Linked DNA regions of Homo sapiens: region 2 is linked to region 1. A link is a loop called in an ENCODE intact Hi-C map of the cell type or tissue named here. Cell type or tissue: ovary. All regions are shown on one strand. Links, peaks and the distances in the headings refer to the core of each region. The heading gives the core; the rest is flanking DNA.

Region 1 (2,921 bases), core at 304-2,803:
AATAAATTGTTGGTCTGCTAAAAATCAGGGAGCCTCTATTTCTAAAAGGTTTAGGGAAATATGAATAATGGGAGGAGGCATTTAGAAGCCTCATTACCTTTACAGAATTGTTATACAATTAAATATAATAATGTACCTACAGTACCTAGCATAGTTATATTGTAAATGCTTAGTAAATATTACCCTTATCTCTCTCCTGCTTCTCCATTCCCAAGCACTTGGGCCTATGTCTTTCACACTGAGATTTAGTCTTAAGTCATTCTGATACATAAATATTAATAAAAATGATTCTCTACAACCCTGTGTCTGGGCCAATGTTGGAACTACTCCCAATATATAGACTACTCCCAATATATGTTTCTCTTTCAGGATTTTGTTCTCTTTTTCTTTTGTCCTCAGTAGCCTTGCCACCAACACCATCTCCCATGAGCACACATGCACAGGGACCCCTATGCGATGATCCTGGAGGTCTTACTCTGAAGTGAATGACATCTTGCTAGTGATGACTTTTTTTTTTAGATGGAGTCTCCCTCTATCACCCAGGACATAGTGCAGTGGTGCGATCTTGGCTCACTGCAACCTCCACCTCCTGGGTTCAAGCGATTCTTCTGCCTCAGCCTCCCAAGTAGCTGGGACTACAGGTACACACCACCACGCCTGGCTAATTTTTGTATTTTTAGTAGAGACAGGGTTTCACTATGTTGGCCAGGCTGGTCTTGAACACCTGACGTCAGCTGATCCTCCCACCTCAGCCTCCCAAACTGATTTAAATTCTGGCTCAAGAACTTCCTAGGGATGTCACTTTTTAGTTATTTGTATATGTGGTGACAACGTCTGAGCTCAATGTCCTCATCTGAAAAAAAATGGGGATAGTAATATTTGTTTTACAAAGTTGTCGTAAATGAATTGGAAAGTAGAATGTGCTAAGCCCCTATTTGCCTGGTCCTTTAAGTATTATTCCAAAAAATTATTTATAATACCCTATACATTCTGAAATAGTATCTCAATTTTCTAGAAAAGTAACTGTAACTAGGTAAGGCAAATTTGTTTGCCTAAAGTTACACGTGCACACAATATCAGGAGGAGAAATAGATGGGATTTGAACTCGGGTCTCTCTGATAACAAAATCAGTGCCCTTTACATTGACAAAGGTTTTCTTTCATGTCTTTCTCTAGCATAGATTACTCAAGAGGCTTTAAACTACTTCTGTCACTTAAAGTGGGAGCTAAAGGATGAGAACATCATAGAGGGGAACAACACATACTGGGGCCTATCAGAGTGTGAAGGGTGGGACGAGGTAGAAGATCAGGAAAAATAACTAATGCGTACTAGGCTTAACACCTGAGTGATGAAACAATGTGTACAACAAACCCCCGTGACACATGTTTACCTATGTAACAAATACACATCCTGCACATGTACCCCTGAACTTGAAATAAAAGTTAAAAAAAAACCCAAAAAACAAAAAACAAGATGCCCTGTGTGTGAACTTACAGAATATGAGACAATAGCTTCCCCAAGTGGGAGATTACAGAACAGAATGCACAGTCCTCTCTTTGCCTTGGAAAGAGTAATGGTGTGGAGAATGAATGGCTCGGGGAGTGGTCTTGGCCACTGATCTCCCCTTCCCCTGCCTGGCTCTTACCAAAACCACAATCAGGCAATCCCCGCAAGCTGAGCTTATCACTGGGATCCTGGCACTGTCAAAGGGGCTGACCCAAGCCTGTCTTACACTGCCTGCAGCTAGTTGCACAAGCCGCTGACCTACATGGAAAGCATTGCATTTCATGAGAATGAAATAGGACATTGGACAAGAGCTCCACATTTCCTGCCATCAGATTTACTTCATTTTCGGGAATGGCCCTGCTAACCTATGATTTCAAAGGAGTCCAAAGAATTTTGGAGTCTAGCAATCAGTTACACTGGTAGTCTCTTTTTTCCTCTATGTCTCTGTGTGGCATGTTCCTTTCTGCATGTATGCATTCACATGCATTCGTAAAGACAGGCTTGAGGAACTCTCTGCTCCACATACACCAAGGTGTCCTGTGGTATGTCAGAGCAGCTGTGGTATAACGAAAGGAGCACAATTTTTGGCATCAGAATACCTGGATTAAAATCCTAGGCTTCTTACTTGCAATGTGACCTGGGGTACTTCTCTGGGTCTTAGCTTTTCTAAATGGAAAACAAAGCTAATAAACCCTACTTCATAAAGCTGCTGAAGGATTTAATGATATTACAGATGGGTGACAGTGTGCTCAGTGTGCTGTCATGAAAAGAGACCTGAGTTCAAATCCAGAATCTATCTCCTAAAGGCCATGTGAATCAGGCCAATGTATTAAACTTCTCTTTTCTTCAGTTTATGCATCTCTAAAATGGGAGTCCTAATGATACCTCCACCCAGGGTTTGGTTTTGGGGTCAAATGGGACAATGGCTCAAATCCTCTAGTGAGGTCCCCAGTATACAGCAGTGATGCAGTAAGTTGCTGTCTTTCTAGCCTTTTTTCAGCCATTATGTGAAAACTCATTGTACACTTCCAAGTGGTGTTCAAATAAAAGATGATTCTGTAACAGTGGTAGTTGCCAAAGTAAGTGACATGACTCATTTTAAGGAACCTAGTAAAAGACAGGGGTGTGCACTTTGAAACAGAGCAGGCTGAACTGTGTCTCAGAGAGACTTCTTTATGAGTGTCTGTTTCTGTAGGTGGGCCCCTGGGGCTTCCTCACCACTGAGTTAACGGGCTGCTTAATGGAAGCCCCTGATTATGACTCAGTGGAGAACCCACTTGTCTCCCTCTTGTGATGCAAAAGGCATTTTAACTGCTTTTATTCCTCTTTAGCATTTACTGCTGCAGTCTAACTGGGTGGGTCACAAGAGGATTGTCCTCCCTAAGGGTCATCTCCTGAATTACCAGCCCTAGGTG
Region 2 (2,921 bases), core at 298-2,797, 72 kb before region 1:
TCAGTGTCATTCCAGATGGGATATGTTGTCTTACCATTGACAGAATATTCTACACCCAAAGTTAAAATTTCTAAGAAGAAAACACAATTAAGTTCATCCTTTAAAACATTTTTTTCAAATGACTAAAAAGTAGCGACTGGGAAGTGCTGATATTAAAATGGCAGCAAAGCTTCCGCCTCAGAGCTCTCCTTTCTTCTCCCTGTCTTCTCATCAGCAGATCTTTTTTTATTCACTGAAGAAGCAAAATTGGAAAGTAAATATATAAATTAGAAACTGGCAAGAGAAGTAAACAGCAGTCTTGGGTTTTCACTTCAAGGCAAAACGATGGCTCCTAGTGTCCCCTTCTGCATGTCAATCTTGTATATCAATTCCTTGTGATAGGAAATGTTATTTTCAGTGGACTGTAGTCCAGGCAATTGTCAAGAGAGCTCCTATGTGGCAACTGTTTTGGACATGTCCAGAGACACAACTTTTTCAACACTGCATCAGCCCCAGCCTGGCTTTCACTGCTTCTGTATCCCTAGCTGGTCACAGCTAGCTCTGCTGATGCTCCACAGCTTCAGGCACAGCTCCGCCTGAGCTATTCCTGATGGAGATGAATAGTGCTGCATAACTCCCTATTGCAGACTGGTTTCACATTAGGTCTACTGTCTAGACTTGAGACTTAATGGCCCCAGATGTCTGAGGGACTCCCACACTCCTTGCTGCCAATTAGATCTCAGATCTACTGGTGGTATTCATGACCATAGGGGACTAAGTTCGGGTGGTAGCTCCCTTCTTTTACCTTCTTCCCATACATTCACTCAGTCCATAGAATAGAACTGCAAACTTGATGTTCTCTTTTTAATCCAACCAATCAACTTGTCTAATGCACTAGTCCCAATTCTGGAGATCCTAGTTTCAGTGACCCAGTTACTGACCTGGGTCTTCTTGCTTACAAAGACCTCCGAGAGTGTACCCACCTGCCTGTTAAACTGGTTAATTTCCACCAATCTAAGTGTAGGTGCCACTAACTAGATGCAAATTTTTGGTATAGCCATTTCTAAAATGAAGATGGAAACAGGTACAGCCCCAAAGACAGTAGGCATGACCTGACCTCCTGTACCTTTAGAGTTATTCCTTGTTCCATCTCAGTGCATGTCTCAAATTAATTAGTGCATGTCTCAAATTAATTCCTGCTCCATTTTACAGCTTGCCTGATAATACTATAGGCAACAATGCAAAGTATCTAACATCAAAGTCTCAAACAATGATAAATTGTAATTGGAACTACTTCATGGTGGGAGAGAAGCTTTTGTTATCAACATTTATTAGGCCTGCTGGACCTTTAGTAGGTCACTCGGTCCCTGAACACAGAGATAAGTGGACCTGGGTTTCATATTTAGTCTCCTTGCAGAACAAATTTAGCCTTGGAGAAGACCAAGGCTTTGGGCCCAGGAATGGCCTGGAAGTTCTCTGGGACTAATTCAAAGCCTCACTAAACTCCCTCTTGGAACATCTTAGGATCCATAGCCACAGATTCCTTGGTACACCCAAAGCACGGTATAGACTTTATAACACTGCCAGTCCTTTTTAATGTTTCAATCTTTTTCTTTCATCTTTATTCTAATGGTGCCTTGAGAAAAAACAGCATTGAGTATACAAATGAATTTGGGAGTAAGAGAGAGGGATCTGGGAGAAAAAATAAAAGTGAAGTTCAAATAAACTTGTTTGGGGAACTAAATGGCTCTTACGTTAAGAAGAGTGGGCTCATCCCCACCAGGTGCACAAATTTTTTTAATGTCTTTTCTTGTTTAAGAAAAAAAGTAATTTGTCCAAATTAATGACCCTTTGTCCAATATGGAGAGTATTAGATACTTGATCTTTTCTTCTATGTCGAGGGCATGGCTGAAGTCTTTTAATCCGAGCTCTGAGAGCCCAGTGAGAAGTTAGTTGTTTGTAGCTTGAGACATGGACCATTCTTTTCCCTTTAAAATTTTGTGAGTCTCTAAGTCAACTTCAAAATAAGGATTGAGAAAAACTCAAGGCTGTCTCAGTTTTGTGTTGAGTGAATGCTTGCTTGAAATAGAGAAGCAAAAGAAAAACAAAGGTAAAATGTTTTGATCATTCACCAAATTAAGCGTTAGATGTTACTGCCATCTAGTGATGATTTAACACCTGGCTGCCAGGGGAAGGTAGAGTCATCTTTTTGCTACATAGGCATCGCCTTAGGGCCTATCACAGACTTGCAGGTTTGGGAAAAAGGTGACATCTGAGTAAACTTCCAAATTACCAGAGGATGGTACTATGGTGAAAAGGTCCCACAACTGTGAGAAAAATGCATGTATTCGTATTAAATCCTAAGCCTCTCTGCCCATAATATTTCTTTAAAAAAATCTTCCTTGCAACAATGAAAACAGGTTTCTCTTAACTCCATGACTCCAGGATCCTTAACGCATATTTAAACATTCACAGGCAAGTTATATGCCACCTCTCCATTGCATCTGCCTCCAAACCCTGTCTCTACACATCACTTAATAGAGCTCCAATCCCATTCCTCCTCATTCTGACTGCGCTAATTCCAATCCCATTTCTCCTCATTTTCACTGCACTCATGTGGTCACTGGAGGTGGGGAAGAGGAAGAAGCAAAGAAGATGATACTGTGCTTACCTTGTGTAGATGCTTTACAATCATAGTTGCCCTCACTATCATCCCAGAAATCGGCATCATTCCAGTGTGAAAGATGAGAAAATCAAGAATCAGAAAAATTAGGTAATTGGCCAGAGATCACACAGTTAAGTGTAAGTAGCAAAGCTGGAATTTGAACCCAGTGTACCTGGTCTCATCATCTGAGGAGTTTTTTTGTGGCTTGGTAAGCACAGTGGTAGGATGTTGGAGAGGAACACTGAATGTGGAACAGTGGGAAATGTTCTCTGCTCAT

Evidence for each region. Peaks named below come from ENCODE experiments on the same cell type or tissue, not always from the same donor. Only the 100,000 strongest peaks of a DNase experiment are listed, where the experiment ranks them.
Region 2: it touches region 1 in a loop (3-fold over the local background); 3 of 110 quality-filtered maps call a loop at or near these places.

What each region holds. Positions count from the first base shown.
Region 1 is chr17:55,895,737-55,898,657 of GRCh38, forward strand. No RefSeq gene overlaps it. Among named protein-coding and RNA genes, the nearest start is that of PCTP, 150 kb to the left of the region's middle. In ovary, for the core only: no CTCF peak of the experiment used is centred there; a DNase peak (open chromatin) is centred at 1,733.
Region 2 is chr17:55,823,299-55,826,219 of GRCh38, forward strand. It overlaps a transcript of PCTP not described here. Among named protein-coding and RNA genes, the nearest start is that of PCTP, 74 kb to the left of the region's middle. In ovary, for the core only: no CTCF peak of the experiment used is centred there; no DNase peak of the experiment used is centred there.